Regions from separate parts of the Homo sapiens genome. Here region 1 is linked to region 2. A link is an interaction called in ENCODE POLR2A ChIA-PET data of the cell type or tissue named here. Cell type or tissue: PC-9. All regions are shown on one strand. Region 1 has its middle 13 kb from the start of SGCA. Region 2 holds the start of ITGA3 (integrin subunit alpha 3).

What was found. ChIA-PET counts read pairs that join two places held together with the same protein. Peaks named below come from ENCODE experiments on the same cell type or tissue, not always from the same donor. Only the 100,000 strongest peaks of a DNase experiment are listed, where the experiment ranks them.
Region 1: POLR2A ChIA-PET joins it to region 2 with 15 read pairs; 3 of 35 experiments call an interaction of 5 or more read pairs at or near these places.

The regions. Positions count from the first base shown.
Region 1 is chr17:50,176,163-50,181,162 of GRCh38, reverse strand. No RefSeq gene overlaps it. Among named protein-coding and RNA genes, the nearest start is that of SGCA, 13 kb to the right of the region's middle. In PC-9, CTCF peaks have their summits at 2,388 and 2,591 (motif pointing right); a DNase peak (open chromatin) is centred at 2,612; H3K4me3 peaks cover 884 bases; H3K27ac peaks cover 1,412 bases.
Region 2 is chr17:50,053,532-50,058,531 of GRCh38, reverse strand. ITGA3 (integrin subunit alpha 3) reads right to left here and starts at 2,422. Exons shown (of 26, transcript NM_002204.4): 1 at 1,887-2,422. The coding sequence starts at 2,092. PICART1 (p53 inducible cancer associated RNA transcript 1) reads left to right here and starts at 2,793. Exons shown (of 3, transcript NR_038230.1): 1 at 2,793-2,903; 2 at 4,905-5,000. RefSeq lists a silencer at 2,349-2,488 and an enhancer at 3,468-3,994. In PC-9, CTCF peaks have their summits at 1,953 and 2,999; DNase peaks (open chromatin) are centred at 1,421, 1,931, 2,671 and 3,341; H3K4me3 peaks cover 4,917 bases; H3K27ac peaks cover 5,000 bases.

The DNA.
Region 1 (5,000 bases), 120 kb before region 2:
GCCGCTCTGTCAGACTCACCTTTGTCTTCTCTGTGAGAAGGACCAGGCTCCTGATTTTTGGCTGATTTTTCAGTCAAGCCCAGATGGAAAATTCTAGAAAGGGAGGAGGCTTCATTTGGATTTTTAATTTCTGCTGCAATCTCAGAATCCTGGGTCCCTTTTGGGACCTAAGCCCCATCTCCTGGCAGGATTTTCTATCACCGGAATACAGTAGATTTTCCCTCCTTTTTTTTTTTTTTCCCCAGCACCTTAACTCTCAGCTTCCCAGACTTTCTCCAATGACAGAGCTGGGTGGGTGGAGGAGGAGAGGGGTTGCAAGAAAGCTTGCCGGCTGGGGTGAGGAGACTGTGTGTGGAGCAGGCGTGAGCGTGGGCCGCGTGGGAAAGAATGCGAGGCTGCCGTCAAGCCCAGCGTCCACACGAGGAGGCCTGCGATGGCGTCTGAGGGAGCAAGGTGAGTGCCACCAAGGGGTCTCTGTCTCCTGGGGGTGCCTGGTGATGAGAATGTGTCTCACTGTCTGTGCCCACCTACCTGTGCACAAATAAATGTATCTGTGTTCACAGGGGCCTATACACATGTATGTGTGTGGGTTGGGGTGGGCGGGCATCTGTGCATGATGAGGGCAGCTTCCCCACACGTATGGCAGTGAAAGCAACCCTGTGTGAACTGTGAGAACACATGGACTGTGGCATTTGGGACATATGTGTACATGGGCATGACAGAGGGCATAGGAGGGTCTGTCTGTGTGATATGGATGAATGGGGCGGGGGAGCAGAGAGGAGTGTGGGAAAAATTAGTGGGGGCTCGGTGTGGGAGGAGACCACTCTCCTGAAGTCCCCCAGCCAGTGGGAGCCCTGGTGCTGGGAAGGCTGAGTCTCCCTGTCCCCTTCCCCTGTGTGCGCTCCAGAGGGTATCAAGTCAGGCCGAGGGCATGTCCACAGTCAGGGAGGCAAGATCCTGGAAGCAGGAGGGGTCTTGTCCAGGAGGGTGGCAGGCCCTCCCCATGCAGAGATTTCAACCCTTTGCAGAGGATGTGCAAGGCAAGGCCAGGAGGGAGGTGAGTTTGGCACATGCTAATGCTGGAGAAAGTGGGATTTTCTCTGCAAAAGACAGTGGGAGGAACTGGGAAGGGGGTACTGAATGAGAAGGGACAGAGAACCATGATGGGGACTAAAACATTTTAGAGAGGGAGGCCACATACACGTGCAAGTTCTGGATGAATTCACTGCTGTGGGGCAAACTCTGCCCGCAGGCCAGGGCTTCGCTGCTGAGTTCACGGAGGCCTAGGAGAGCAGGTGTTCTGTAGAAAGCAGGGAAAGGGGCTGAGTTCTGGGTGTGAGTTAATCTGGGATGGAGATACAGGAAGAGCCATGAAACCAGCACAGCCCAATAAAGATACAACCCAAGGTGCGGATGTAATTTTTTATGATCTAGCAGCCATTTAAAAAAAGATAAAAAGGGCTGGGGGCGGTGGCTCACGCCTCTAATCCCAGCACTTTGGGAGGCCGAGGCGGGCGTATTGCCTGAGGTCAGGAGTTTGTGACCAGTCTGGCCAACATGGTGAAATCCTGTCTCTACTAAAAATACAAAAAAAAAATTAGCTGGGCCTGGTGGTGTGCGCCTGTAGTCCCAGCTACTCGGGAGGCTGAGGCAGGGAAATTGCTTGAACCAGGGAGGTGGAGGTTGCAGTGAGCCAGGATAGCGCCACTGCACTCCAGCCTGGGCAATGGAGCAAGACTCCATCTGAAAAAAAAAAAAAAAAAAGATAAAAAGGCTGGTGCTGTAGTGCATGTCCTAGCTACTCGGGAGGCTGATGCAGGAGGATCCCTTGAGGCCAGGAGTTTGAGACCAGCCTGGGCAACACAGTGAGACCCTATCTCTACAAAAAAAATTGCAAAAATTAGCCAGATGTGGTGGTGAGTGCCTGTAATCCTAGCTACTTGGTGGCTGAGGCAGGAAGATCACTTGAGTTTGAGGTAACAGTAAGCTATGGTCATGCCACTGCACTCCAGCCTGGGCAACATAATGAGACCTCATCTCAAAAGAATAAATAAGTATCTACAGGTAAAACTAATTTTAGCAATGTCTTTTATTTAACCTAATGTATCCCCAAATCCGATCGTTTCACCATTACACTGAGGTACATCTCAGTTTGGACTAGCCACATCTTAAGTGCTCAGTAGCCACATGGCCTGAGGCTGCTGTACTGGATGGTGCAGCTCTAGGCAGCAGTTCCGTACCAAAGATCATACAAATTTAGGCTTCCACTCCCAATTCACAGGGAGAGATTGAACTTTTTACAAGGTGCAGGTGGAAATGGAGTTCATTTAGCCTGAATCTTAGGGGCCAGGGAGACCCCAGGGACCTCTGGCCTTGTGGGATTGTGTGTGCTTGCATGCAATAATGTGTCCATCCTTGGGAGCTGCCAGAGTGTCCAGTTCCCACAAATTCTCACAACAGCCCCAAGGCGGTTATGATGATCATCTTATGAGTAAACTAACCCTCAGCTGGCTGAGCCAGCTGTTGTGTGGCAGGATCATGATTCCAGTCCTGCTCCGGGGCAGCGTGCAGCAGGGGGCTGAGGCCGGCCCTAGGTGGCGACTTGAGTCACCAGGTCTGGCTGATAGAGAGGTGGTGAGGGAATGTCTGAGCGTCAGGCCACGTGTGGGTGCTGTGTTTAGAAGGAAGGTGGAGGCCACCCACTGGGTAACAGGGGCAATGCCATCATGGGACTGGAGGAGACAGGGGTGGAGCAGAGTGTGCAGCTGGGCCAAGTCTCCCGGTGGAGGTGGCGGTGGGGGCGGCTGCCCTTCTTTGTCCTGGGCTGTGGGGGGTGGAGCTTGACTGCTGGCTGGAATCTTGCACGCCAGGGAGGGGCTGTTGCCCAGTGGGGAGGCGCTAAGTATGTCTGTGCCCTCCCGGCATGCTGCCGGGGGCCTCTGGACGTGTGTGCCCAGGCAGGGCTCAGCGTCTTCTGCAGGCACGCCATCCTCCCAGCTACTTGTCTGGGCCGCTTCCTCTCAGGCCGGCAGCCAGGCTCCCGTGTGCTCTTTGGAGCTGAGCAGAGAGAAAGGCGCTGCCAAGACCCCAAGGCAAAGCCGGGAAGTGAGGAGCTGGCCTTGCACTCTCCCAGCCCTGGCCAGCACAGGAAGAGCACAGGAGGCCCAAGAGCTGCCTGGCTGCAGGGGGCGAGCCCAGAGATGAGGGGTGGGCAGCCTCCTCCTCAAGGGAGCAGGGATCAAGGAGCCACCCCAGGCAGCAGGCTGGCTGCTGGAGCCTCCGGTCTGCGCAACTCCTGGTTTCCTTCAGGAGAAAGAAAGAAATAGCCAAGGAGAAGCCAGAGGCACCCGCTAGTCAAAGAACCCGTTTGGTTATGGCGTGGGCACCTAAAGAGCTAGTCATTCAACAGGCAATTATTAAGCACGTACACTACACCTCAGCCTGCCTCAGCAGATGCTCACGAAACCAGTGTTTGATGAGTTGATTGACTAACTAATGGGTACAGGGAGGCTCAGGAGATAATGGAAGAAGCTTTAGCCATGGCCTTGCTCAACCCCTGTGCCCTGAGAAGGGGAGCAACCTCCTTAAGAACACTGAGCACAGGAACGGTAGCTCACAGCGGTCATCCCAGCTACTCAGGAGGCTGAGGCAAGAGGACCACTTGAGGCCAGGAGTTCGGGACCAGCGTGGGCAATGTAGTGAGACCCTGGCTCTAAAAGAAAGAACGCTGAGCAAACCCAGACACATGGTATCCCTTCATGCCTTCCTTCAGAACATCCTTCCTGAGCACTCACTGTGTGCAGGCACTGCACCTGCTGCAGGCTGAAAGAATCGTATGTTCTAGTGCGGAAGAGGACTCGGAATATGTGAGCCGAGACAGCGCGAATCCTCTCAGAGAGCAGGAAGGCCTCGCAGGGCAGGCAGTGGGACCGCAGTGGGACCACAGCGGGGACAGGGAAGGCCTCTCTGAGGAGGTGCCCTTTGGGCAAAGACAGAACCTGCAGTGAGGGGCTAGTTGTGTGGATGTGGGAGCCAGGGCCTCCCAGCAGAGGAAAAGGAGAAGGAGGCTGGAGTGGTGATGCCAGCCCTTGTCTGTGTTCTCTCGGAGTTGCCACTAGGGGAGGGCCTTGCCAGCTATCCCTCTTTTAGCCGGGCCCCTCTCGGGCTGAGTCCCTGGCCTGTCCTCACGTGGGAGTGGGAGTATATGAGCCTGGACATGGCCAGATGGCAGTGATCGGGGCAGAATCGGCCCCATTTGGTTGTGTCCACCTGGGAAAAACAAGCTCAGGCCTTCTCATGGCCAGCTGAGCTCTTCTGAGCTCGTGTGGGGTCAAGCTGTGCTAGCACCACTCAGTCCAACAAGGGTCCCAGGCTGTGCTGTGTCCTCTGCACCCCTGCCCATCTCTGGAGGAGCTCAGCAAGGCGGGGGGTAGTCCTTGAGCCTAGGGCATTCCGGGACCCGCATTCCAACCTCCCTCTTTCCATATCTTTTTTTTTTTTTTTTTTTTTTTGAGACAGAGTTTTGCTCTGTCACCCAGGCTGGAATGCAGTGGTGTGATCTCGGCTCACTGCAACTCCACCTCCTGGGTTCAAGTGATTCTCCTGCCTCAGCCTCCCGAGTAGCAGGGATTACAGGTACGTGCCACCATGCCTGGCTAATTTTTGTATTTTTAGTAGAGATGGGGTTTCACTATGTTGGCCAGGCTGGTCTCGAACTACTGACCTCAAGTGATCTGCCTGTTTTGGCCTCCCAAAGTGCTGGGATTACAGGTGTAAGCCACCACGCCCGGCCTCGCTCTCCATATCTAGATTGGCTTCTCTCCAAACACAACAGACAGAGGGACTCTCCTTCCAGGGAATCTTGAGGTGCCAAAGAAATCTACAGGTAAGGGTCTGGATTTCCTGCTTCCAGAACCCCTCAACCCTGTAGAAGGCAGGGTGGAGGCAGAAGTGCCAGGGTCAAATTCAAGCTTTGCCACTTGCTTGTTCTGTAGCCTTGG
Region 2 (5,000 bases):
TCAGCCACCCTGGGCGGGGCCCATGGGTAATGAGGATGCATCCAGGTTCTGGCCTCAGCGCAAGAGCCTTCAGGTGCTCCTTGGAGAAAGGCACATGTGCAGAGGATTTTACGCACTTTATCTCGTTACAGCCCCACTAACATCCCAGCAGAAGGCATGCTGTTCCCCTCCCTCCAACATGTGCGGAAATTCAGGTTCAGGTATTGGTAACAGATCTGAGACAGGACACTGGCCATGGGACCTCCAAGCCTCTTCTCCCTCTACCATATCAAGTTGCTTCTCACAGGCCAGCAGCAGTGGGAAAGAGCACTAGATCCAGGTCCAACCCGTTTTGGGGGAAACCTGGCCCAGGGAGGGGAAATATCTTGCTCAAGGTCACCAGGCAAAAGGGTTGCGGAATCATTATTGACTCTTTCTTTCCAGTCTGATCTCTTTACCTATGTTATCTTATATCATGCAGATTTGGCATTGAAAGTCTGAAAATCTTTTTCTCAGTTAGGGCAGAAAGAGCTGATGTAGAAACTTGTGCTCATGGTGGCTCAGGATCTCCAAAAGATAGAGGGTTGGCTAAGGCCAGGTGGCAGCTGCTGGGGCCAGGCTGGGAAGGGTGTGGTAGCCCTAGCCTCTGCAAGAGCAAGATGGAGTTGAGGTTAAGTCCAGGTAGGTAGGCTGGGTCAGGAGGGCAGAACCAAGGCGGGGGCAGAGTTTGGACTTTGGACATTCTAAACTTCCTCAAGCTCTGCAGGCCCCAGCCAGAGCAGGGAGATTTTCCAGTGTACCCTGGATGTGACCACGTCTTCTTGTTCAGTGGGGTCAGAGGCCAGGTGGGGGCAGAGGCTAGGTGGGGGCAGATGCCTGGCAGATCGCCCAGCCCAAAGTGGTGGATGGTACCTGCTTAACCTGTCCTAAACACCGTCCCTCTTTGGACAGCTTCACCTCCCCCAACCGCCAACCTCCGCGCGCTCTGAGGCCACGGCAGAGAGACCTCTGAAGCCTGGACATGCTCCTGGGCATGAGGGCGTCTGGTGGAGTGAGGGGGACCCAGGAGGCTGGGTGCAACCTCCTCCTCCTTCCTCCACTGTGCATAGCTCTTCCCCTCCTCCTTGCAGCTGTTGGGGAAGGAGAACAGAAGAAAGAGAAAAACACTGTTTCCCTCTTCAAACCAAAACAAACACACTCAGGGTTGAAGATCCAACACGAATCTGTGGAATGCAGGGAAGATGTCTGCGGGGAGAGTGCCACTGCTTGCGGGTGGGCAGGAGGAGACCCAGCCAGAGTTGGGACAAGTCCTCCTCTCTCTTTCACCGCCCCTATCCTCAAGGCGTCAGAGGGAGCGTATGGACAGCTCCAAACGCCCAGACTCACCCATCGCCTCACCCTCCATCCGCCAAGCCAGCGGTTGAGAAGGCCATCCAGTCTGGCTCTGCAGAGGGTGTGGCTGGCGTGGCCGCAGACTACCAGCGAGGTGCTTAAATGTATATGCTCATTTTTCCCCCAAGCGTACGGGAAGGGGGGAGTCCGCTGGGTGTTTATCTTGCAGTTTACCCCAGCTCCCAGCCCTGGAGAGAACAGGCTAGTGCTGGGTACTCGGTTCACAGAATGGGAGAGGACTCAGCCACCGGGACCCCACTTCCGCTCTCATGAGAGATCTAAAGGGCGGAGGGGTGGCGTCCAGACAGGTTCTGGCCCCGTCAGCACTTGCCAATGATTACTGCCCGACCCCACACCCAATCCTCCACTTCCCGCCAACCCCCAGCAGCCAGAGGGCCGCCCCTTAATCCTGGCTCCCAAGGGCCAGCTGCCCTGGGCTCCGACTCAGCTCCGGACCCGCATCCCGCGCTCGCACACTCTCTCGCTCCCACCCCACACCCTCCAGCTTCACTTACAGGTAGCGCTGCTGCCGCTCTGTCTGCCGATGGAGGGCGACCGAGTAGCCGAAGAGGCTGCCCGGGTTCCCGGCCTCCTTCACTACCAGGAATCGGGTATCCAGGTTGAAGGCGGAGACGACGCAGCCGCCGGCCGCCACCATCAAGGCGAGCGCACAGAGCATCAGGCGTGGGGCGCGGGGCGCGCGGCTGGGGCCGGGGCCCATGGCTGCCAGCGGAAGCGGGGTCCCGGCGAGAGCGCGTGAGGGCGCGGAGCTGGGCGTGAGGACCTGTTCACCTGCTCCCCGCGCCGCCGGAGGACACTGGAACCCGCCGGCCGCTGCGCTCCGTAGCGCTGATCGGTTTCGTGCCCCCAGCCCCAGCCAGTTTCACAGCTGCGCTCTCGGATCCCTTCCTAAGATCCGTGGGTCTATCTTCCTGCCTCCCCAGCGGCCGGGTCGCCGCCGTCCCTGCCCCGGGCAACCGGCCCCCAGCTTGTCCCGGCCGCGCCCCCTTGGCCGCGCTGTCGCCTTCGATCCCGGCTTCGCGGCGGATCTGGCAAGCGCACCGGTCGACCGCAAGGAGGACAGGAGGGAGGGGTCCCCCGGCGCGCGCCCCGCCTCCCCACGCCCAGTCCCGCACCTCCCCACCTTGCGAGCCCAGCCCGGGCTGCGCTTTCCTTCCGGGGAAAGAGAAAAAGATCCCGGCTCGGCCGCCTCCTCTTAAAGGGGCAGCACCGCCCCTCCCTCCTCATCCTCCCTACCCCAGCTCCGCCTTCTCCCCCAAACACCTGTCGGCAACCCCCAAAGGCTTAGATTTCCCCTCCCCGCCCCTCGCTTCTCCGAGAAAGCGTCGCCTGGGGAGCAAGATGGATGTGACGGGCGGGGCCGGGGGTGGGATTTGTCTGGCCGCTTTCCTGCGGCTGCTGCTGCTGCTGCTGAAAAGGCCAGCCGGGCTGGAGAGACCTGGCATTGGCGCATCTGGGAACCGACGTCCGTGCGCGGCTGGCTAGAATGCTGGACTCGCCTCCGCAGCGCTGTGAGTCCCCAAGAGGTGGCTGGCGGTCTCTGGGAGTTCTTCCTCGCACTCAGGCCCCTCGCTGTCTTTGCCGAGATTTATTTCTCCTATCCACTCACCCTGATCCGAGCTGAGATTGGCTCCTCAGCAAAGACAGACATATTTAGCAGTGGTAACAACCAAATGTCGCTAATTATAATTACCAAAAAGCATTTTTCCCCCTAAGTGCTGCGACTTCTGGTATCAAAGGCTAAGACTGTCAATGTAGAAATGAGTCCGTCCTTCACAGAACGCACTGCGTAGCCGGGAAGCTGAGCCTAGACCGTATCCATTTCTCGTCCACTCCTGCCTTCAGGGCCCAGCCCAGCAGAATCCCAGAGGCTCCCTCTTCCCACCCAAGCTCGAACAGAGTGTTTGGAGACTGGGCTCGGACGTCAGCACCCATCAGGTGTTTGGTGGGTAGGGCCAGGTGGCAGTAAGTGGGCGGAGACTAAAGGTCTCCTCCACCAAGGAATCAAATCGAAAGGGAACTTCAAGAGGTTACTCTGGCCAGGCGCAGTGGTTCACGCCTGTAATCCCAGCACTTTGGGAACCCGGGGAGGGCGGATCACGAAGTCAGGAGTTCGAGACCAGCCTGGCCAATGTGGGGAAACCCTGTCTCTACTAAAAAAATACAAAAATTAGCCGGTCGTGGTGGCGGGCGCCTGTAGTTCCAGCTATTTGGGAGGCTGGGGCAGGAGAATCGCTTGAACCCGGGAGGCGCAGGTTGCAGTGAGCCGAGATCGCGCCACTGCACTCCAGCCTGGGTGACAGAGTGAGACGTCGTCTCAAAAAAAAAAAAGAGGTTACTATGTACTTTCTTGGATCTAACTCACATTTCTCTTATTGCAGCTCAGAGACCCATTTTCCCCGGAACATTGTTTTTTTGTTTTGTTTTGTTTTGTTTTTGAGACGACGGAGTCTCGCTCTGTCTCCCAGGCTGGAGTGCAGTGGCGCGATCTCCGCTCACTGCAACCTCTGCCTCCGGGGTTCAAGCGATTCTCCTGCCTCAGCCTCCTGAGTAGCTGGGATTACAGGCGCCCACCACCATGCCCGGCTAATTTTTGTATTTTTAGTAGAGACGGGGTTTCGCCGTGTTGGTCAGGCTGGTCTCGAACTCCTGACCTCGTGATCCACCCCGCCGCCTCCCAAAGTGCTGGGATTACAGGCGTGAGCCACCCTGCCTGGCCTCCCCGAGCATTCTTTTCTCCATCTATTCTTAAAATAATAAGAACAAAACACCATGTATTAAGCACATACGCAGCAGGAACTATGCTAAATGCTTCACAAATGTTAAATCCTCACAACAATCTTTGAAGTGTTATCTCTGTTTTAAAACGAGAAAAATGAGGCTCAGGGAGGTTAGGCAATTTGGCAGAGGTCACACAACTAGGATTTTCATCCTGTGTTATCTGACCCTGGAGCCCTTAACTACTTATGCTAATAATGAACATTTATACACTACTTTGGGCGTGTCCAAGTTTGGTGGGTCCTGAAGCTTGTGCAATCTGGGGTGCTCTTTAAGAATAAAATTATTTTGTACTCATAAGAATTATGAGTACAAAATTAGATTCAGAGCCTGGGAAAGGGTCCTGGCCTAGCTTTACAGTTTACAAATCATTTCACAAGCAGGCTCATTTTATCCTCCTGGCCTCCCTGTGAGGTGGGGATTATGATATTCATTTGACTTAGGAGAAAACAGAGCCTCAGGAGGTTACCTGCCTGTCCAAGATCTGAATTTTATGGGAGGCAGAGCTAGGACTGAAGCCGCTGACCACAACCGTGTCTTTAAGAAGACAAACTCCAGGCAGATGGTTGTCAGACAGCTAGACATGCCTAAACAAAAGCAGCTGTGATAACAGCTTTCTCTGTGGTGTTTGGGGAGAAGACACTTGTCTCTAACGGCCCTTAGAACAGGATTTGTTCCTGACCTCTGACTTCCAGAGCCACCCAGCCTCTCTCATGGTCTGCTTTGTGGCCCAGGGCCTGCAGGGATTAGAAGACATGTGGGGTCAAGGAACAGGAAGCTGACCTGGATGGAAGTTGAACAGTGATCTTTGCTCTCTGCCTGGCTCCTGA